Regions from separate parts of the Homo sapiens genome. Here region 2 is linked to region 1. Evidence: chromatin loops called from intact Hi-C (ENCODE). Cell type or tissue: heart left ventricle. All regions are shown on one strand. Links, peaks and the distances in the headings refer to the core of each region. The heading gives the core; the rest is flanking DNA.

Region 1 (11,647 bases), core at 1,298-9,297:
AACCCTGTTTACCTTGCTGCCCTGGCCTAGGAGTAGATACAAATTCTCAGGGCCTTGAGGAATCTGGGTTTTAGGGAATATTTTTGAGGGCTTAAAGAAGCTTCTATTCTTAAAGAGCTTTAGTTTGAGTAGATTTGGAATCAAAACAAGGCTCAGAGATCTGCTGGGAGTTACAAGATTTCTCTTTAATTATTGCATCTAGTGTCCCCTGTTTCTACTGAACAAAGCTTGGAAACAGTGAGGAAGAGTTGACATTCTGAGTGTGTCTTACGGGAAGCAAAAACATTTATTGGGCTTATTGTGCCAGATTGTGTGTGTGTGTGTGTGTATGTTATTCTATTACTGTGTTACATGCTTAACTATAGTCACTACAGCAATTCTGATAGTAATCAGGAGGAATAATAAGATACTCTTTTCTTTGAGACAGTCTTGCTGTGTCACCAGGCTGGAGTGCAGTGGCGCGATGTTGGCTTATTGCAGCCTCCATCTCCCAGGTTCAAGCTCCTCCCACCTCAGGCTCCAGAATATCTGGGATTGCAGGCGTGTGCCACCACGCTTGGCTAATTTTTGTACTTTTTTAAAATTTGAGGTGAGGTTTCATCATGTTGCCCAGGCTGATCTCGAACTCCTGGCATCAAGCAATCTGCCTGCCTCAGCCTCCCAGAGTGTTGGGATTACAGATGTGAGCCACTATGCCTAGCCAAGATACCGTTTTACTACTAAAAACAGTTTTGTCTGTTAAGCTGAGTAGTCTCTTCACATACTATTTAGGTCACAACTATTTATTGGGCCACGTGCTGTGGCACATGCCTATAATCCCAGCCCTTTGCTGAGGCGGGAGCATTGCTTGAGCCCAGGAGTTTGAAGCTGCACTGAGCTATGATTCCACCACTGCGCTTTAACCTGGGTGACAGAGTGAGACCCTGTCTCTTAAAAAAAAAAAAAAATTGAACATGGCCTAGATACCAAAAGATGCACTTCCAAGCCACTGGATTGTAAATCTGGTTGGGAAGATACTATGCAGAATACTGGGAGTTACGAAAAGCAGTGTGGGAGAGTAGAAAGAGCAGACATGTGCCTTGCCTATTTTTATTTGATCTGTGACCTTAAACAAATAACCTGAGTCCCAGTTTTCTCATTTGTGAAATGGGGATAATATTACATACTTCGCATGTGTGGCTATAAGACTTTTTAAAGATTTAATACACCGAAAATGCCTGGAACATAATAGATACCCAATAAATGGTAGCTGCTATTATTGTTAGTTAATACAGAGCATAGGAGTAAGACAAACACGTTAGAATCTATTATATTCCAGTCATATTGCCATTTCTTGACACATGCTTTTGACGTTACCTTCTACTTGGTGGCAAATTTTCATCTTTTAAGAGTGAATTTGATTTTTGGAATCACCAAAAAGCAGATTCAGACATAGGTATGAACATTTTCTTTTTTTTTTTTTTGAGGCAGAGTTTTGTTCTTGTTGCCCAGGCTGGAGTGCAATGGCACGATCTTGGATCACCGCAACCTCCGCCTCTTGGGTTCAAGCAATTCTCCTGCCTCAGCCTTCCGAGTAGCTGGGATTACAGGCATGCACCACCACATCTGGCTAATTTTTGTATTTTAATAGAGACTGGGTTTCTCCATGTTGATCAGGCTGGTCTCGAACTCCCGACCTCAGGTGATCCTCCCGCCTCGGCCTCCCAAAGTGCTGGGATTACAGGCGTGAGCCACCGTGCCTGGCATAGGTATGAATATTTTCATTGGTGATGGTGGTGGGGCGACCTCAGAAATGAAATGTGACCATCATATAATAGTGTTTACAGCTCTGACTGATAAACTTGCTTTGGAGGCAATTCCAAAAGAGGTGTTTGCAGTGTTTGAGCAATGAGACTGTTACTGGACATATGTAACTTCCCACAATGAATCTGCTGTATATATTTTGAAAATCGCTCATTGATATTAGAGTAAGTGACATAGCCTGTATATGCTGTGGGAGAGCAGAGGTGGAGGGACTCAGAAGAAAATGGATTGCTTTGGGAAAGCCTTGAGAAGATGGGACTTGGATTGAACCTTGAAGGGTAGGGAGGATTTGGTAGTAAGGGAAGGGGGGATATCAGAATATTGTGAGGGGAGTCACAAGAGCAAAGCATATAATTTGGTTTATTCAGCAAACATTGATTGAGCACCTGCTGTGTGCTGTACATTTGGCTGAACTTGGGAACCCAGAAGGAGGAACTGCTCTGACATCAAGGGGTACACAGTATACTGGGGAAAGAGCACACAGAATAAATAATTATAATAGTCTATTCAAGTGGTAGGTATGCACAAGCTGCAGTGGAAGTGCAGAGGAGGGCTCCTAACCTAGCCTAGCAATAAGAAGGGAAGAGGAGAAGCCAAGCTCAAGCTGATTGGTGTGGTAGGTTACTATGTAAGCAAAGGCTTTGAGACTTTATTTTTTTACTTATTTATGTATTTGAGATGGAGTCTCTCTCTGTTGCCCAGGCTGGAGTGCAGTGGCACAATCTGGGCTCACTGCAACCTCCACCTCCCAGGTTCAAGTGATTCTTGTGCCTCAGCCTCCTGAGGAGCTGGGACTACAGGCACACGCCACCACACCGGGCTAATTTTTTGTATTTTTAGTAGAGATGGAGTTTCATCATGTTGCCCAGGCTGGTCTCCAACTGCTGAGCTCAGGCAATCCTCCCGCCTCGGCCTCCCAAAGTGCTAGGATTATAGACGTGAGCCATCACACCCAGCCACAGTTTGAGACTTTATGATTTAGGCAGTGCAAAGCCTTTGAAAAAACTGGATCAAGTTTTTAGGGAGGTTGGTGAGTTGGTGTTATGCAAAATGAATTTGGAGGGGTAAGAGACAAAGCAAGGAGAACATTCGGAAGGCTTTTGCAGTAGAGAACAGGCTAAATATAAGGAAGACCTGAATTAGAATTGTGGAGGAAGGCATGGAAAAGCAGGAAAAAAATCAAGAACAGATAGGGTTCTGACTGACTGGTAGGAAATGTAAAAAGGCCATACATTTATTCTGAATGTTGGTATCTGGAAGAATGGTGATGCTGTTCAAGTAATAAGGACAAAGGGGAACCAGGCACTGTGAGCCTCTGTGGGGTGTGTTACTCTTTTAGCTCATGTGTTTCAAGTCATTCTACCCCTTGCCGTCTCCACATCCAAACCTAACTACTTTGGATTTTAATTGCAGCTCCTCCACCCCCACCACCTGTGATCCGAAATGGTGCCAGGGATGCTCCCCCTCCCCCACCACCATACCGAATGCATGGGTCAGAACCCCCGAGCCGAGGAAAGCCCCCACCTCCACCCTCAAGGACGCCAGCTGGGCCACCCCCTCCTCCTCCACCGCCCCTGAGGAATGGCCACAGAGATTCTATCACCACTGTCCGGTCTTTCTTGGGTGAGTAGCTAGCTATCTGTAGTCTCATGGTTCCTGCGGTGACTTCACCCACTCCAGTGCCATGGCTGCTAGATGGCCACCATAGAGTGGGAATGGCCACATGGGATCCTTTGTTCACAATAGTTCTCCTGCTGACTTCATCCTCAGAGGTATGGGCTGTGTTCATTGACTTCCTTATCTTGATATGAATTCTAAGCATGGATGCTTTGGAGTAGATTGAAGTAAAATCAGCAAGTGTTGTGCTAACTCTAAATCCACTCCAAAGATCACTTTTTGTAGCTAGCTTTTAGGTCAGAGACTCTGTATCTTCTTTAGGATTATTCAGACAGGACTTATGTATTCTCCTAGGAAGGAGTGTTCCTTTCTAGCTCTTCAAAAACAAAACACTTGATTGTTCTTGGAATTATTATTTTTTAATTATTTTTTATAGAGACTGGGTCTCTGTTGCCCAGGCCGCTGTCAAACTCCTGGTCTCAAGCAGTCCTCCAACCTTGGCCTCCCAAAGTGCTGGGATTACACATGTGAGCCATCACATCCAGCCTTTCCTTGGAATTCTTGAAAAAAAAAAAAAAAAAAAAAAAAAAAAAAAGAAAAGTCCCATGGCACATTGCCTGGAAAGAAAAAAGAAGAAAGAATGACAAAAAATATTAAAGAAAAAAGGATTGGGCGTGGTGGCTCATGCCTGTAATCCCAGCACTTTGGGAGGCCAAGGTGGGAGGATTGCTTTTAGCCCAGGAACTCAAGACCAGCCTGGGCAACATGGTGGAACTTCATCTCTCTAAAAAATACAAAAATTAGCTGGGTGTGGTGGCACACGCCTGTGTTTCCAGCTACTCAGGAGGATTGCCTAAGTCCAGGGAGGTTGAGGCTGCAGCAAACCATTGATCACATCACTGCACCCCAGCCTGGGCGACAGAGAGAGAATCTGTCTCAAAAAAAAAAAAAAAAAAAAAAAGTCGGCTGGGTGCAGTGGCTCACGCCTGTAATCGCAGTACTTTGGGAGGCCGAGGCAGGCGGATCACCTGAGGTCAGGAGTTTGAGACCAGCCTGGCTAACATAGTGAAACCCCATCTCTACTAAAAATATAAAAAATTAACTGGGCATGATGGCACGCAGCCATAATCCCAGCTACTCAGAAGGCTGAGGCAGGAGAATCTCTTGAACCCAGGAGGTGGAGGTTGCAGTGAGCCAAGATTGTGCCACTGCACTCCAGCCTGGGTGACAGAGCAAGACTCCGTCTCAAAAAAAAAAAAAAAAAAAAACAAAACCCAAAACATTACACACATTAATCCAAAGCCACTAACTAGCAGTGTTATTTTGAGGAAGTCACGTTACTTCTCTGGGCCTCACTTCCCTTATTTGTAAAATTAGGTTGACTAGATCAGAAGTGTATCAGATTAACTTTTCCAAGATTATAAATGTTGGGGGGGCTCTACCTAAGAGATTCTGATTCCTTGGTTCTGGGATGTAACCCTAAGTAAAGGTTGTCCATAGGCTATTGTTAGACCCGTCTGTTGAGGACCCTTGGAAGAAATCTCTGAAAGGTCCCTTGCAACCCTAACACTCTAGATTTTTTTTTTTTGAGATAGCGTCTTGCTTTGTCATCCAAGCTGGAGTGCAGTAGCGCAATCACGGCTCACCGCAGTCTCGACCTCCCAGGCTCAAGCAATCCTCCCATCCTTCAGCCTTCCAAGTAGCTGGGACCACAGGTGTGCACCACCATGCCTGGCTAATTTTGTATTTTTTTTGTAGAGATGAGGTTTTGCCATGTTGCCCAGACTGGTCTCAAACTCCTGGGCTCAAGCTACCCACCCACCTTGGCCTCCCAAAGTGCTGGGATTACAGGCATGAGCCACCATGCCCAGCTTCTAGATTCTTTAATGGTTGCTGTCCTTACCTACCCACTGTCCTCCATGTTCTAGTCTATTCCTATTAGGTATGCCAGGGTTTTTGCTTTAAAGATATATCCTTATTGTAGAAACCTTTGGGATGTGATCAAGCCGCACTTACAGAAAATTTGAGCTTTCTGATGGAGGGGCTGTAGAAAGTAGTAGTAGAAGCCATGAGATGGCTGTCCCAACTATGTAAGTGAAGGTAACATGGACTGAAAGGGAATCATCTGGTCAAATCTCTCACTAGTCATAGACAGATATTCCCATTTTAAATTAATTCCTACCAATTTCTGGATTTAGATCAGTTGTTTTCCCGTGGTGACAGTCTGTAAGATGTTATTAAAACCCAGAATTGGCTGGGCCTGGTGGCTTACGCCAGTAATCCCAGCGCTTTGGGAGGCCGAGGCAGGTGGATCACCTGAGGTCAGGAGTTCAAGACCAGCCTGGCCAACATGGTGAAACCCTATCTCTACTAAAAATACAAAAATTAGCCAGGTGTGGTGGTGCCTGCCTGTAATCTCAGGGACGCTGGGGCAGGAGAATCGCTTGAACTTGGGAGGTGGAGGTTGCAGTGAGCCAAGATCATGCCACCGCACCCCAGTCTGGGCAACAGAGTGAGACTCCGTCTCAAAAAAAAAAAAAAAAAAAAAAAGAATTATATTTCTTTCTGCTACCATGCAAACAACTGAGCTCCTTTCCTGTTCTGTGCCTGACTTGGTGGAAAGGTTTAAAGAATCAGCTCAGGCTAGGCGTGGTTCACACCTGTAATCCCAGCACTTTGGGAGGCCAGGTGGGGAGATTGCCTGAGCACAGGAGTTTGAGACTAGCCTGGCCAAGATGGTGAAACCCCGTCTCTACTAAAAATACAGAAAACTAGCCGGGTGAGGTGGTGGGCACCACTGCACTCCAGCCTGGGTGACAGAGCGAGACTGTCAAAAAATAAATAAATAAAGAATGGGCTCAAAGACGCACTACTTAGTACAGAGAGGTTTTGAATACATGCTCTGTGCATGCAAGGCACGTGGGGTGATGCTGCTGCTGTTCTCAGGGTGGTTGGTTTGGTGGGGCAGTAGGTCCTCACAGTACCTCAGAATGCCTGAGAGATTAGTAAGTGGGGAGGGTCGAAGCGATCAGAGGCCTGTGGGAGCACAAGCAAGGATGATAGGAATTAATGTTCTATTCTTTTCGCAGATGATTTTGAGTCAAAGTATTCCTTCCATCCAGTAGAAGACTTTCCTGCTCCAGAAGAATATAAACACTTTCAGAGGATATATCCCAGCAAAACAAACCGAGGTGAGAATAATAATAAGAAGGTTTTTCCATAATTGCATAGAATGTAGAATCTGTGCATTTTCTTAGGTTAAAATTTGCTTCTCGCTGGGCACAGTGGCTCATACCTATAATCCCAGCACTTTGGGAGGCCAAGGTGGGTGGATCACGAGGTCAGGAATTCGAGACCAGCCTGACCAACATAATGAAACCCTGTCTCTACTAAAAATACAAAATTAGGCTGGGCGCGGTGGCTTATGCCTATAATCCCAGCATTTTGGGAGGCTGAGGTGGGCGGATCATGAGGTCGGGAGATCAAGACCATCCTAGCTAACACGGTGAAACCCCGTCTCTACTAAAAATACAAAAGATTAGCTGGGCGTGGTGGCACACACCTGTAGTCCCAGCTACTCGGGAGGCTGAGGCAGGAGAACTGTTTAAACCCAGGAGGCGGAGGTTGCAGTGAGCCAAGATCACGCTACTGTACTCCAGCCTGGGTGACAGAGGGAGACTCCGTCTCAAAAAAAAAGAAAAAAAATTGCTTCTCATCATCTTCGTTGTCCTTTTTTTTTTTTTTTTTTTGAGATAGGGTCTCCCTATCGTCACCCAGGCTGGAGTGCAGTGGTGCCATCTCGGCTCACCCCAAACCTCTGCCTCCCAGGTTCAAGTGATTCTCCTGCTTAAGCCTCCCAAGTATCTAGGATTATAGGCGTGTGCCACCATGCCGGATTATTTTTGTAATTTTAGTAGAGACTGGGTTTTGCCTGGTTGGCCAGGCTGGTCTGAAACTCCTGACCTCAGGTGATCCGCCCGCCTCGGCCTCCCAAAGTGCTGGGATTACAGGCGTGAGCCACCTTGCCTGGCCACTCATCTTCATTTTCTTAGGCAAAACAATAATAACACGTAGTCCCCAGATTTTAAAGGTTAGCTTAAAGAGCCTGTCTCTCATTTTAGGAATGTGTGGGTTGTTCAGATTCTGGTGGGTGACCTGTATGTGTGTGGTCTTTATTTTGTTTTTTTTCAGCTGCCCGTGGAGCCCCACCTCTGCCACCCATTCTCAGGTGAAGCCTGGCTTGGTCCCGTTCCTCAGGAAAAGGATGGACCTTCTCTTCTTCTCAGATGGTCCCTTCCATTCCCCTGAAACCTGCATGAGAGCTCCTAACATGTTTCTCCAATGCAATCAAGCCCTAGACTCCAAATGTCCTCCCAGCTCACCTCCATCTATGCATCTCATCTCTGGATTTGGTGATCAGACTCTATATTGACAGTAGGATCTCAAACCCTGCATCCATCCTTCCTCCAGCAAGCCCTGCTAGCCACATGAGGAACAAGTTTCCGTGTCTTCTGCCTTCCTCTTGGGGAAAGGTGCCTTGTTGTGATGAATTAACTCACTGTTAGGGCAGGGTGGAGAATGGTACTCCTTCCTTCTCCTGTCCACTGTGGGGGAAGCTTGGCAGGTATATTATATTTCATCATTTAGGAGGCTGGCATGACCAGGACTTATGGGTGGGAGGGGAGCATTTTTAGTGAAGCAAGAAAGGAGTTTGCCAAGAAGTGATCTGTTTTAAAGGTCATATTTGGAGAAAGGGCAAGGAATTGGGTCTGCTTTATTTTTGGGGGTATTTTGTTTTTGTTCTCACCTGCTGCCCCCCCACCCCACCACCCCAGGGATAAATTGGATATAAACACTAAATACTAATCAGTTGAACTTAACATTTAATAAAAAGAAAGGGTGAAATAAACTGAAGACCATTTTAGAACTAGTCAGTTCTCTGCAGCAAAGGGAACAGGAGCCATTTGAACCCTCTGGGACCCCTCACCCCACTGCTTCAGGGTGCTAGGCTGAGGGATGTTTTTCCTCCCCCTTACCGCCCATGCCCTTGAAAGAAAAGTCACTTTTTGTGGAGGGCATCATTCATTCCTGATTCACAAACCCCAAAAACCTCTGGTGGGAGATAGGAAGATAGGGCGTGGGCCTGGGCCTTAACCTCAATCTTGTGTCTGCCTCAGTCTTTTCTGACTGGCCCTGAAGTTGTCAGTGGCTCTTTCTGTCCTTCAGCCCCTGGAAGGTGCTCCAGGATAACAAAGAAGGGCAGGTTGAAGCCCCTCATGGAAGGAGCTGGCTTTGTGGGGCTGCAAAGGACTTTTAAGTCCTGCCTGTACTGAAGTTCACAGCCCACCTGACTGAGCAGACTCTTCCTGTTCCTTTCTCTACCACCCTTGCCTTCCCAGGACTGCACGGTTTAACACAGCAGAGTACAGAAGGGTGAAGAAGTGAGCAGAGGCTTATGAAGATATTCAGATACTCTTCTATGCCAGGAAGCACAAAGACTTTGTTGAGATTTGCCTCAGTTCAGTAGATCTTCCTTGGCAGCCAGCCATAGGTTGTTTCTTTGTCTTCCGGGTCCTAAAGAGCACAGAGAAAATGGAGGTCCCCAGTCTAGGTAGGAAGCTGATTGGATGAGGACTTCTTTTTTTCCGACAGCAGGATGGGGCTCTTGGGCTCCACACACCAGATGCTTTGGTTTTCTACAACTGTTGCTATGTGTAGAGGGTGCTCAGAGCGTGGCATGAGAGCAAGGAGACCATGGCTACTCTTTGAAATGGATGGGGAAAATTAGCTTAAAAATTTAATCACGAGATTGCGCCACTGCACTCCAGCCTGGGCGACAGAGCCAGACTCCGTCTCAAAAAAAAAAAAAAAAAAAAAATTTAATCACACACATCACAGGCTTAAACTGTCTTAGAGACCTTTCCAGTTGATTGGATCACAGGCTAGGGATCTGTGCATGGTGCCAGGTGAAACCCAAGTCTCCCCAGTGCTAGGTGAGGGAGGGCTCAACGGGGGTAATGTGTATGGGGTCTGCTGTCCTTTGCCATCCCCTGGACCATATTAACTCTGGGACAGACCATGATTAGGTCTGTCACCAAACTTTTCCTAATCATTTTTTATGTATCATTCTTCTTTCTAATCTGTTAGCAGTTATCTCCCAGAAGTATCCCTAGCATCCTGAAGCAAACAGAACTGCCGGGCGCTGTGGCTTATGCCTGTAATCTCAGCAATTTGGGAGGCCGAGGCGGGCGGATCACCTGAGGTCAGAAGTTCGAGACCAGCCTGTCCAACATGGTGAAACCCCGTCTCCACTAAAAACACAAAAATTATCTGGGCGTGGTGGCATGTGCCTGTAGTCCCAGCTACTGGGGAGGCTGAGGCAGGAGAATCGCTTGAATCCAGGAGGTGGAGGTTGCAGTGAGTGGAGATGGCGCCACTGCGCTCCAGCCCGGGTGACAGAGTGAAACTCCATCTCAGAAAACAAACAAACCAAACAACTGAGAGAGGGCATGCTAGTGGAGGGAAAAGGAGAGAGTACAAGAGTTGATACTGCATCAGAGTTCCAGGGCAGATACTGACAAGTGACTGAACTTTGACTGTGAAGTCTTCCCATTTATTTTTGAAATGGGAGTCGATGCCTTTTGTACGTTATCAAAGTGTTTTTTTTTTTTTCCTCCTTTACTCAGACATAGAGCATCAAAATATCACGAGTAAAGCCAAACCCCAGCTTTTCACTGGGGCTGATATCTTCCTCCCCATGGCCCACTGCCCCCTCATATTCCCCAGCACTTGGACTGTGTCACATGGGTATTGATTGTATACTTGTTGTCTTGGCCTCATGCAAAAAGGCCTGGGTCTAGATCTAGTCAGATGAGTTTTTTTTAGAGCATGTTGATGATACAACACCTGTTTAAATGTCTGCCTTATATGTTATTTGGTCCCACTGTTAATAATAGATTTATTACTATGTATATTTACTATTGAAGATGGGAATGTGATCTGCATAGTTATCAGTCTATTTTGTATGTTGTAAAAAGCTTCTAATTTAGGTTTAAGGTGGGCTGGCTACAAGAGCACTAAAACTCCTCACCTTTTAAACTGCTCTTTTTATCTGCTTGTGGGAATGTCGTCTCTTTCGTGGAAGATTGGGTGGTCTCATGTTGAGGCTGTTGCCCAGTCCCATTAACTCCCTTGTCCCCCCACAGAAGGAAGAGACATTGCCCAGCTAAGCATCAGGAAGCTGTGTTAAAAGCCCTTCTATGGGTTTGGTTTTGTGATGTTTTTCCCTAATGGGAAAAACGTTATAGTTGTTTCTTACTGCCCTGTCTGGGAAGCAGGGCAAACCTCCAGGTTTTTAAATGAGCTAGATGCCCCTCTTCCTCTTCTCTGGTCACTGAACCTGGACCAAAGCACTTTGATATTCCAGGTGTGATTTTCTCTGTCATGGGGATTTGCTCCACTGCAGAGCCCCATCATTTTCACAGCGTAGGCCAACAGAGTGAGAACCTAGGGCTACCCTAGCTGATGGATGTGAGGCTGCTGTCTACAGGAGCTCATCCCAGCCCTGTTAACTGGCAGTGGCAAGGATACTCGTCATCGGCCATTGCACTGGGGAACTCCCTCACCCCATGGCTTCCCAACTTGAAACCCAGATTTACCTCCAGGGAGAGGTGAGAAAAAAATTGTAAATAGACTTGCTAAAGAGCAACTCAGGGTTGGGGTGTGTTTTAATTCTCCTGATCACTTGAAATAATCTGTAGGCTGAGTGCTTATGGGGGTGGGGGAGAAGGGTGACTCCAGGGTCCTTCCATTTTGTGAAGCTCTGGGGGTGGAGTGTGGGCATCTGAGGCCCTATGATGGCACTACATTGAGCTGTCTGCCCTTCCGGAAACCCAACCTGCAATCAACTGCAAATCAAATTCTTCACATTCCAGCTACAGTCTTTCTTTCCCCATTGAATCTCAGTCCCTGGCCATGTGGTCAAGGTGGCTTTCTGTTAAGCTACCCTAATTTCGGGAATGGGAGGGGAGAGAGGAGGGCCATTACAACTCTGCCTTCAAGACTCATCTCTTAAAAACAAAACGAAACAAAACTACAACCACCATCAAAACCACACGCAAAAAAAAAAAAAAAAAAAAAAAGGATAACTTTAACCGAAGGAAGGGTTTGGTTCCATTCAACTCCACATTCATTGTGCCTTTACTTGCATTAGATTTCTGTGCTTTCT
Region 2 (11,647 bases), core at 3,648-11,647, 280 kb before region 1:
AGCTCCATTTGCAAACTGCACTTCTACCACTCCCCCAGCTAGGGCCAGCTTCTTTGTTCATCATAGCCACTGTCACAGGAGCACACTCAGGAAGTAAGTCGCACTCCTTAATTCCCTGGTTTGTTTCCTTTCCTTACCACACTATTTTTGGTTGTTGTTTGGTTGGGGGTTTTTTTGAGATTGGGTCTTGCTTTGTTGCCCATGCTGGAGGGCAGTGGTGTGATCACAGTTCACTTGACCTCCCCGGCTTAAGTGATCCTTCCACCTCAGCTTCTTGGGTAGCTGGGACTACAGGCATGTGCCACCACGCCCAGCTAATCTTTGCATTTTTTTTGTAGAGACAGGATTTCACCTTCTTGCCAAGCTGGTCTCCAACCCCTGGGCTCAAGTGATTTCCTGGGCTCAGCCTCCCAAAGTGTTAGGGTTACAGGCATGAGCCACTGCGCCTGGCCCACTGTTTTGTTTTTACTGGAGATGGGGTCTTGCTATGTTAACCAAGCTGGTCTTGAACTCCTGGGCTCAGGTAGTCCTCCCGCCTCAGCCTCTCATGTAGCTGGGATTACAGGCACGTGCCACTGTACTTGGCTGTTTGTTTTTGAGATATAATTCACCCCTTTAAAGTGTACTACAGGCCAGGTATGGTGGCTCACGCCTGTAATCCCAGCACCTTGGGAGGCCAAGGCAGGCAGATCATGAGGTCAGACAATCAAGACCATCCTGGCCAACATGGTGAAACCCTGTCTTTACTAAAAATACAAAAAATTAGCCGGGCGTGGTGGTGTGTGCCTGTAGACCCAGCTACTCAGAAGGCTGAGGCAGGGGAATTGCTTGAACCAGGGAGGCGGAGGTTGTGGTGAGCCGGGATTGTGCCACTGCACTCCAGCCTGGTGACAGAGCGAGACTCCGTCAAACAAATAAATAAAGTATACTACAATTGAGTGGGTTTTAGTATATTCCCAAAGTTGTATATCCACCCCTAATTCCAGAACATTTTCATCACCCCACAAAGAAACACCATACGTATTAGTAGTCACTTTTCATTTTCCCCTTACCCAGCCCCTGGCCGCTACTAATCTGCCCTGTCTCTATTGAGGATTTACTTACTCTGGACATTTCATGTAAATGGAATTACACACCGTGTGCCCTTGGTTTCTGGCTTTTTTCACTTAGCATCATGTTTTCAAGGTTGACCCATGTTGTAGTGTGTGTCAGTACTTCCTTCCTTTTTAAGGCTGAGTAATATTCCCTCGTGTGGATGTGCCACATTTTGTTTATCTGTTCATCAGCTGACGGGCACCTGGGTTGTTTCTACTCTTTGGTTATGAATAATGCTTCTGTGAACATTCGTGTACATGCTTTTATGTGAGCCTAAGTTTCCAGTTCTCTTGGCTTGCATACCTAGGATAGGAATTGCTGGCTCAAATGACAACTCCATGTTTATCCTTTTGAGGAACTGCCACTTGATTCTCTTTTGGCTTCCTCCCCAGGCACAGAAGATCTCTGATGATCTGATGCAGAAGATCAGTACTCAGAACCGCCGGGCCCTAGACCTTGTAGCCGCAAAGTGTTACTATTATCACGCCCGGGTCTATGAGTTCCTGGACAAGCTGGATGTGGTGCGCAGGTACAGGCAGCCAAGCATCTCACTTGGGGTCCGTGGGGTCAGAGACTTGGTCAGTCACAAGCACACAGCTGTGGATCTGCAGAGGGCGAAGAACCTGTAGATGTAAGCAGGGAAGAGGGGCAGTGGTTCCCATGCCCTGCGCCACGTGAGGGGTGTGGGAGAGAGACTGGTGCTAGATGAAGAAGTGGGTCACTGCTGGGCTGTAAAGAACTGTCCCCAGGTTCTTCCCTTCACCCCACATCAAGGTAGGACTGAGGGTGGGTTAGGGGTGGAGGGACAGGCTAGAAAACATTTTACTTCTTTGCTCAAAACCTGCAGTGGCTTCCCGTCTCAAGGAAAGACAAAGTCCTTACAATACCTCATAAGGCCTGACGTGATCTGCTCCATTTTGACCTCCCAGACTTCACCTCCTCCTGCTCCTCAGCCCCACTGGCCTGCCTTTCCTCTGGTGTGCCCGGCACACTCTTCTTCAGAGCCTTTGCACTGGCTGCCCCTCTGTCCAGAACACTCTTCTCTCCGCCTCCTTCAAGCCTTCCCTTAACTGATCCCTTCTCAGTGAGTCCTGCCTTGGCCAAGCTATTGAAAAGTTCAACTCATCTTTCTCACGTCCTGCATTCCCCATTGCAGTTCCCCTGGCCTCACAGGCCTCCCATCTTCTGTCACACTGCAGGCTGTGCTTCTTTCTCATGACCATTGCCTCCCCCACTGCACTGCATTCCCTAAGGGCAGGGTTTTGTCCCTTTGTCGCACCCAGAATAGTGCTGTACACCTTAGGCACTCGATAGTTAACAGTATTCAGCAAATAACCAGAAAAGCAATTTGTATAACTTTTTTAAGGAATTGAGAAAGAGCGAAGAGTTAAAGGCAGTTCAGAGAGTTGTGATTTGAAGGCTTTGACATCTTTCTTTCCTTCTTGAAGCTTCTTGCATGCTCGGCTCCGGACAGCTACGCTTCGGCATGACGCAGACGGGCAGGCCACCCTGTTGAACCTCCTGCTGCGGAATTACCTACACTACAGCTTGTACGACCAGGCTGAGAAGCTGGTGTCCAAGTCTGTGTTCCCAGAGCAGGCCAACAACAATGAGTGGGCCAGGTACCTCTACTACACAGGTGAGCAGAGGGGCCCAACCCATAAATCAGAAGGTGTCTCAGGCCTGCCTGGTGCAAATTTTCCAAGGGGTGGTGCATAAGAGGCCCATTTGGCACCCTGGCTTGTCGGTGGGGAGTTGGATGACCCTACTCTGTTGACCAACTCTCCTCTCCTCCACTCCCAGGGCGAATCAAAGCCATCCAGCTGGAGTACTCAGAGGCCCGGAGAACGATGACCAACGCCCTTCGCAAGGCCCCTCAGCACACAGCTGTCGGCTTCAAACAGACGGTGAGCCACAACTACCATCATCCCTTTGCCTCTTTTTTTTTTTTTTTTTTAAATGGTGTCTTGCTATGTTACCTGGGCTGGTCTTGAACTCCTGGGTTCAAGAAGTCCTCCCACCTCAGCTTCCCAAAGTGCTGGGATCACAGGTATGAGCCACCATGCCTGGCCCCTTTGCCTGTTACTCATTCCCTACCACTTCAGTTCTCTTCTCTATGCTAGGGGCTAGGAAAGGCATCCTTAACCTTCCTATCCAGAAGGACTTCAACTTTTATTATTATTTTTTGTGTGTGTGGAGACAGGCATATCACTGTTGCTCAGGTGAGAACTCCTGGGCTCAAGCAATCCTTCGGCCTCTGCCTCCCTAAGTGCTGAGATTGCAGGTGCGAGCTGCCATGTCTGCAAAAGGTTGCTTCACATCTATTTGTGGGTGTCAATGAAGCAGACACTACCTGCACCTCTGGCAGTGGATATTCAGAGTGTTTCTGGCAGATAGGTTTAGAATATTCCTGATTCCCCAGCGCTCCTGACAGTCATTCCAGGCTTGGACCTAGATTGTGTTGATACAAACCCCAGGTTTTTATCTAGTCCTTCATGTTCACATTTGGAAACTGTATTGTCTGTGGCCAAGGAACCCAGAAAATCTCTGCAAGGCTGAGTGGCTCAAGTAAACATAAAACTTGGCCACTTAAGAGCTGTCAGTCAGCAAGTATTTAAGCATCAACCTTGGTATTAGGCACTGTAAGGGATAGGAAGGGAGGATAATAAGTGATCTTTCTTTCTTTTCTTTCGTTTTTTGTTTTCTGAGACAGAGTCTCCCTCTGTCACTCAGGCTGGAGTGCAATGGCACGATCTTTTCTCACTGCAACCTCTGCCTCCCGAGTTCAAGTGATTCTCCTGCCTCAGCTTCCTCAGTAGCTGGGCAGGCGCCTGCCACCACATCCAACTAATTTTTTTGTTTGTTTTTTTGGTTCTTTTTTTTGAAACGGAGTCTTGCTCTGTCTCCCAGGCTGGAGACAGAGGTGCCATCTTGGCTCACTGCAACCCCTGTCTTTGGGGTTCAAGGGATTCTCCTGCCTCAGCCTCCCGAGTAACTGGGATTACAGGCGCCTGCCACCACGCCCAGCTAATTTTTTGTATTTTTAGTAGAGATGGGGTTTCACCATGTTGGCCAGGCTGGTCTCGAACTCCTGACCTCAAGTGATCCACCCACCTCAGCCTCCCAAAGTCCTGGGATTACAGGCGTGAGCCACCGCTCCAGGCCAGGTATTTCTTATTATTAGAGTATTTCAAAGAGATAAAGAATGTTGTGTCAGAAAGCTTGAGGGTGTATGTGAAGTCACAGAGCCCAGTAGCCAGGATGTAGACCCAGTCTTCCCAAATTCAAACCTCTGCTCCTACCTTCACACAACATCCACCTCCATGGTGTCTTGACAGGGAACGGGAGACGTGTGTTGATTAGGTCAATGTAGTAGGAGATTCATTTTATTTCTGTTCAGAAGTTCAGAGAAAGTCAGATTTGTTTTTGATCAAATAATGAAAGAGAAAGGGTCTTAAAGAAAAAGTTGGCTAGGTACAGGGCTCACACCTGTAATCCTAGCACTTTGGGAGGCTGTGGCAAGAGGATTGCTTGAGACCAACCTGAGCAACATATGGAGACACCGCCTCTGCAAAAATTAAAAACCTAGCTGGGCGTGATGGCATGCACCTGTAGTCCCAGCTACTTGGGAGGCTGAGGTGCAAGGATCACTTGGGCCCAGGAAGTCGAGGCTGCAGTGAGCCATGATCGTGCCACTGCACTGCAGCCTGGGCGACAGAGCAAGACTCTGTCTCAAAAAAAAACAAACATTAAAATTGAACTGGTCTTTGAAAGATGGGTAGGATTTTCACAAGGAGTAAAGGCTTTTCAGACACACAGGGTGCGTGAGCAAAATGTTAGATTGCTTACAATATGAGAGACACTAAAGTTTCTTTTGAAAATCACTAAAAATACTAGTAATTAACATATATAAAATGTGTCATGTACCATGAGAGAGGCTTTCAGGCATTTAAATCTCAGTGGCAGGAAGGCGTAGAGAGCTGGAAGAGAGGTCTCGGGCTGTTGGTGAGGGAGCGCAGGGAGAGAGAGGGCGGGAGTGAAGGCATGTTTGGGAGAAGGCCTGCAACCAGCCCTCTGCCCTCTGCCCTCACACACCTTTGCCGTACCCCTGTCACCACCCAGCTTACAGAATCACCTGGGGCTCTGATGAAGCTGTAGATTCCGATTCAGAGAGTCTGTGTTCCTAACAGGCCTTGGGTGATGCCAGTGCTGCTGGTGGCACAGAGCGCTCTGAGGAGGGCGGTGCTGGCTCATCCTGTTCAAAGCGGAGGTCAGCTAGCATTCATTCCTGCAGCCACCTTGTCTCTTGTAAACTTGAATGTCTCTCTCCGCCCATTTTCACCCTCCCTGTCTTTACTTAACACCAGCTTCACTACCTGTGTTTTCCATCACACTCCTTCCTCTCTCTTCTAGCCTTGGCCCATCACCTGTTTGCTTCAGTCTCCGGGAAGAAAACCCCCAGCCCTGCTGCTTCCTCTCTCAGGCGGCCGTTCCTGTCTCCCCTGGCTCCCTCCCCAACAGTGCACTGGCCAGCCCCTTCCCTCCAGTGTTCTCTCTGCTCCTTCTCACCACCTGGGCCTCAGCAGAGCACTCTGAGAGCTTCTCTGTCGATAGTAAAACCCTCATTCTCTCCTTGAGTGACCTTGTTTGCTTTCCCAGCTTCAGCGCTCGCCTGCATGATGCTCTTCAGCCTGTACATTACTAACTCCGTTACTCTGCTGGCACTGCCACCGCAAGGTCCCACAGACTTGGCGGCTTAAACAACCGAAATTGATTTCATCACAATTCTGGAGGCTCTAAGTCCAACAGCAAAGTGTGACACGATTGGTTTCTTCTGAGGGCCTCTCTCGTCTGCTTGTCGATGGCCGTCTCCTGGTGTTTTCACATGGTCTTCCCTCTGTGCGTGTCTGTGTCCTGCTTTTGTCTTAGAAGGACAATAGTCATGTAGGATTAGGGTCCACCCATATGACCTCACTTTACCATAATTACCTCTTTAAAGGCCCTGTGTCCAAATAGAGTCCCATTCTGAGGTACTGGGGTTTAGGTCTCTAACATGAACTTGAGGGGGATGCAGTTTAGCCCATAACACTAACTCTGACCCCTCTCACGAGCATCAGGCCTGCAGATCCAGCTCCCCCTCCCACTCCCCATGTCTCTCTCTACAGCGTGTCCCAAAGAGATCCCTCCTGGCCCCCTTACCATTCCTTCCTCCTGCTTTCCCGATCCAGATCAGGGCCTTGGGATCATCTCTGACTCTCCCCCATCCTCCTTCCCATCACTTGGTCGTCTGTTGAATTGTCTGCACATCTTCTGTGTTTGCCTGTTCCTTCATATTGCCAGTGCCATGGTTTGAGCCACTAACATTCCCAGACACTTCTGCCTGGTCATCTTCCTCTCCAGCAGCCCAGCTTACATTCACTTGCCTTACTAAGCAGAGCTCCAGCTCTGTCCTTCCCTTGCCTGGGAAGCTTCCATTGCTCCCCACTGCTGTAGGGTATCATAACGGTCTTGTGAGGTAGACAGGCTAGGTATTGTTATTGTTATTTGGTAGTTTTAGAGATGAGGAACTAAGGACCCAGTTGCTCAGTGTTTCCTAGCTAGTGAATAGAGACTAGACACCAAGTGTTCTACGTGCAGACTTTATACTGCTCAGCCTGGCACACAAAATGGCAATGGCATAGTCCCCAGACTGCGGTCCCAACTGTCTCTTTCCTAACAGCTCCCCAGGCACCCACACTTTTCTGCCTCTTTTTCAATCTGTACCCTTGACCCTCCTCCTTTTTCTGCTTTGTCAGACTCCTTAAGGCACTTCATAAATTAACCATTTCCAGGGATTTCCCCTCACACATGAGTTATTCCAGTGGACAGGGCAGCCTCATGGGTGCCTGTGGAGGGTGAAGGGTCTGCCTGGCCGTAGGTGTGATCACACACTCCCGTTGTAACCCCTGTCTCCTGTGACACTTGCTGCCCCACGATTTAGCTGCTTTGTGTTCCGTGCCTCCTGTTTGCTGGTGAACTCCTGAGTTGGGGGGCGTCATTCCCTCCACTGTAGTTCTTCCGCGATGCTGACTCCACCCACGGTCAGCACCACTCGGAAATACTTCACAGTCCTGTAGAGGAAGACAGGTCCAGGTTTCCAGTTACCCTTCTATGTCTGGATACTCTGCTCATTCACTGAAGCCAGGCCCCTTCCTGCACTTATGCCTCTACCCAGATAATGAGTTCTACCCACTGATGACCTCCTCTCCTCTAGTAACAGTCCGCCTCCCTAATGAGCATCTCTGGCTGACACACGTTCCGTTCTCCAGGCCTGTGAGCCCTGGTCCCTCGCTGTTGCTGAGCCACAGCACCCGCCCTTCTGGCCTCACTTTAGAGCACTGTCATTTCAGAGCAGACTACGCGCGGGGTGGCCAGGTGAAATGCAGCTGACGGCTCTGCGACCAAATGTGACCAAAGGGCCACATTCCCAGCACCCGGCTCCAAAGGCAGAGCTTGGATTCTATGCCCAGCACAGGTTTTCAGGGCTTCCTCCTCTCTCTGGGCCTAAACAGTGATCCCTTTCCCTGTTTCCCACTACATCTGGCAGAATTTAGGCCACATTTCATTTTCTTCTTCCGCCCATGGGGCTCCCTGCCCACTGTGTTCCCCTGTCACTCTGTCCAGGTGCACAAGCTTCTCATCGTGGTGGAGCTGTTGCTGGGGGAGATCCCTGACCGGCTGCAGTTCCGCCAGCCCTCCCTCAAGCGCTCACTCATGCCCTATTTCCTTCTGACTCAAGGTAAGGCTGGCTTCCCCACCCCAGAGCCCACTAGGCCCCCTTCAGTGGGGCCTCTTACATGCCTGTGCCTATTTGCATCATCCAATCTACTCCTGTTCTGCCTGCAGCTGTCAGGACAGGAAACCTAGCCAAGTTCAACCAGGTCCTGGATCAGTTTGGGGAGAAGTTTCAAGCAGATGGGACCTACACCCTAATTATCCGGCTGCGGCACAACGTGATTAAGACAGGTGTGGATCAGGATCTGAGGGGCTGTTGGAGGAGCAGAAGCCAGGCCAGGGCAAACCTAGTGGGTATCCTTGGGCAAGTGAAGGGTCTGTGTCCACTCTGCCCACCCCATCGCTCCTTCCTCTCCCAGGTGTACGCATGATCAGCCTCTCCTATTCCCGAATCTCCTTGGCTGACATCGCCCAGAAGCTGCAGTTGGATAGCCCCGAAGATGCAGAGTTCATTGTTGCCAAGGTGGGGCTGGTTCAGGAACCACAGTGACCAGGTTGTCACTTTCCTGCCAATCTCAGGAGGCAGGAGTGGGAGGAGTTTGGCCAAGGAGGGGAATAGGTAAAGCAATGGCATAGTCATTTCAGGGCGTGCCCGTCATTTGCAGTGAAGCCAAGAAGTTGCCAGAGAGAGCATGGATGTGCATGTGAGTGTGTGAGTGTAGGTGTGTGCACATGTTGAGTTTATGATAGTGCCTGTGAGTGTGAGAATATAAGGAGGGCAGAGGAATGGGATGGAACAAGATGTTCTCTGACTTAGAAGATGGGCGTGCTGGGCCAGGCGCAGTGGCTCATGCCTGTAATCCCAGCACTTTGGGAGGCTGACATGGGCAGATCACCTGAGGTCAGGAGTTTGAGACAAGCCTGGCCAACTTGGCGAAACCCCATCTCTACTGAAAATACAAAAATTAGCCAGGCCTGGTGGCAGGTTCCTGTAATCCCAGCTACTTGGGAGGCTGAGGCAGGAGAATCGCTTGAACCCGGGAGGTAAAGGTTGCAGTGAGCTGAGATCGCACCACCGCACTCTCCTGCCTGGGTGACAGAGCGAGACTCCATCTCAAAAAAAAAAAAAAAGAAGAAGCTGGGTGTGCTGGTGAACTTTCCTCTTTGGGGGCCTGCAGGCCATCCGGGATGGTGTCATTGAGGCCAGCATCAACCACGAGAAGGGCTATGTCCAATCCAAGGAGATGATTGACATCTATTCCACCCGAGAGCCCCAGCTAGCCTTCCACCAGCGCATCTCCTTCTGCCTAGATATCCACAACATGTCTGTCAAGGTGAGAAGCCCGTGGCTGCAGAGTCACGCCTGGCAGCAGCACACCCCTCCCTCCACACTCATGGATTCCTCAGAGAAGACTGGCTTAATTTGTGGCCCACGTCCCAGCCAATCTCTGTAAAATCACTGAGCTGCAGCACAGGGGGCCCAGAATGGGGAGGGGACTTGGCCATAGTTCCATAGCCAGTTGCCCTCTCCTATTGCGTTTAAGGGATGATGTGGTCACCAGGGAGGACCAGGCAGGGATTCAGAGGGCGGGGTTCTACATTTGGTTCCAAATTTGAGGCATTTAACTTCTCAAAGCTCTGTTTCTCCATCTCTGAAGCTGATAGGGAGGTGTTACCTGTCTTGCTTGCTTCACAGGGTTGGTAAGATTAAAAGAAGTCCCTGTATTGAGGCACTTAGCGAAGTCTAAATTGTAAAAAAGATGGCGCTGGTATCTAGCTCCACAAAAGGGTGAGCCCTTATCCTCAGTTAAGCACTGAGTTTGGCGCTGTTACTATTTGCTTGCCATGTTTTTTTCTGGTCTCCTCCGAGGAAACTAGGATATTGCTGCCTTGCTTAAAATCTGGCTAAGCCCTACTCCACGTGACATGCAAGGCCCTTTGTGACCTGGTCCCTTAGGTCAAGCCTCCCCTCCCACTCCTGCCCCACCACCCAGCAGCCAGCCCACTGGGTGCAGGCCAGGCCCCTCCCACATGGAATCCTCCACCGGGAAGGCCTCTCCCCGTTGCCACATCCACTGTGTTCCTCCTTTTCCTCCTCCCTGCCCAGTCAAGAGAGTTGGTCGTTTATTCCTCTTTTTTCAGCATTTCCCACAGGGCACTGTAATAATTCCTTTGATGCCTAGCCCCCCACTAGACTAACTGGAGAGGGGCCCGCCGCTTCCTGCCTGGTGTCTAGCTCACAGAGGGGACGCAGGGAGTGCAGGTTGCGTGAGTGCCTCACCTGCTTCCTTCCCTCGCTCATCTCCTCTCTTTGCTGTGCCCCAGGCCATGAGGTTTCCTCCCAAATCGTACAACAAGGACTTGGAGTCTGCAGAGGTAAGCTCTCTGCTTTCTGGGTGAGACCGAAAGGTCAAACTTCCACACAGAAGGGGAGTCGGGCGAGTGTCTGGAAGGGCTGAGCTGCTCTGAAGCTTTGGCCTCACTTGCCTCTCTCCCCAGGAACGGCGTGAGCGAGAACAGCAGGACTTGGAGTTTGCCAAGGAGATGGCAGAAGATGATGATGACAGCTTCCCTTGAGCTGGGGGGCTGGGGAGGGGTAGGGGGAATGGGGACAGGCTCTTTCCCCCTTGGGGGTCCCCTGCCCAGGGCACTGTCCCCATTTTCCCACACACAGCTCATATGCTGCATTCGTGCAGGGGGTGGGGGTGCTGGGAGCCAGCCACCCTGACCTCCCCCAGGGCTCCTCCCCAGCCGGTGACTTACTGTACAGCAGGCAGGAGGGTGGGCAGGCAACCTCCCCGGGCAGGGTCCTGGCCAGCAGTGTGGGAGCAGGAGGGGAAGGATAGTTCTGTGTACTCCTTTAGGGAGTGGGGGACTAGAACTGGGATGTCTTGGCTTGTATGTTTTTTGAAGCTTCGATTATGATTTTTAAACAATAAAAAGTTCTCCACAGTGCTTTGTGCATCAGTTACTATACTTCACTGCAGTATTGGCAGGCTCAGATTTTGGGTTTTTTGGCCTTAGAGTACTAGCCCCAGGTGTGTAATCTGAGGGCGATGGGTCTGCAGATGGGGAGGTGCCCAGGGGAGGATGAAGGGACCCTGACCTGGGGTCGGGGGCCTAGGTTTACTCTCTTTTCGTACTTGTGTGGCTTTGGTAAGGTCTTGTTAGGAAAGGTGTACCATGTGTCCATCACCAGCTGCAGACCTTCATCTCCCAATACACCTCATGGTGCTTCACGGTTATTGCAGTTTTTACAAATTGAAGGTTTGGCCAGGCATGGTGGCTCATGCCTGTAATCCCAACACTTTGGGAGGCTAAGGTGGGCGGATCACTAAAGGTCAGGAGTTTGAGACCAGCCTGGCCAACATGGCAAAACCCCGTCTCTACTAAAAATAAAAAAATCAGCTGGGCATGGAGGCAGGCGCCTGTAATCCCAGCTACTTGGGAGGCTGAAGCAGGAGAATTGCTTGAACCCGGGAGGTGGAGCATGCAGTGAGCCAAGATCTCGCCACTGCACTCCAGCCTGGGCAACAGAGTGAGACTGTGTCTCAAAAGAAAAAGAAAAGGACAAATTGAAGGTTTCTGGCAACACTGCATCAAGCAAATCTGTCGGTGCCATTTTCCCAACAGCATGTGCTCACTTAGCGTCTCTGGGTCACATTTTGGTAAATCCTCTCGATATCTCAAACTTTTTCATTATATCTGTTATGGTGATGTGTGATCGGTGATCTTTGATGTTACTATTGTCATTGTTGGGGCACCACAAATTGCACCCATATAGGATGGTGAACTTAGCCGGGCACGGTGGCTCGCGCTTGTAATCCCAGCACTTTGG

What was found. A loop is a pair of places that touch in the nucleus more often than their neighbours do. Peaks named below come from ENCODE experiments on the same cell type or tissue, not always from the same donor. Only the 100,000 strongest peaks of a DNase experiment are listed, where the experiment ranks them.
Region 2: a loop joins it to region 1, with 2.4 times the contacts of the local background. A loop is called at or near these places in 5 of 110 quality-filtered maps.

Annotation. Positions count from the first base shown.
Region 1 is chr17:40,270,574-40,282,220 of GRCh38, forward strand. WIPF2 (WAS/WASL interacting protein family member 2) reads left to right here. Exons shown (of 8, transcript NM_133264.5): 6 at 3,217-3,426; 7 at 6,510-6,611; 8 at 7,612-11,647. The coding sequence ends at 7,652. Among named protein-coding and RNA genes, the nearest start is that of CDC6, 11 kb to the right of the region's middle. RefSeq lists enhancers at 10,473-11,409, 11,410-11,647. In heart left ventricle, for the core only: no CTCF peak of the experiment used is centred there; no DNase peak of the experiment used is centred there.
Region 2 is chr17:39,987,196-39,998,842 of GRCh38, forward strand. PSMD3 (proteasome 26S subunit, non-ATPase 3) reads left to right here. Exons shown (of 12, transcript NM_002809.4): 4 at 1,488-1,624; 5 at 2,544-2,734; 6 at 2,899-3,002; 7 at 7,759-7,873; 8 at 7,981-8,100; 9 at 8,229-8,332; 10 at 8,988-9,143; 11 at 10,135-10,185; 12 at 10,309-10,764. The coding sequence ends at 10,386. LOC124904000 (a long non-coding RNA gene) reads right to left here and starts at 7,752. Exons shown (of 3, transcript XR_007065751.1): 1 at 4,398-7,752; 2 at 1,399-1,700. RefSeq lists a silencer at 5,062-5,239. In heart left ventricle, for the core only: no CTCF peak of the experiment used is centred there; no DNase peak of the experiment used is centred there.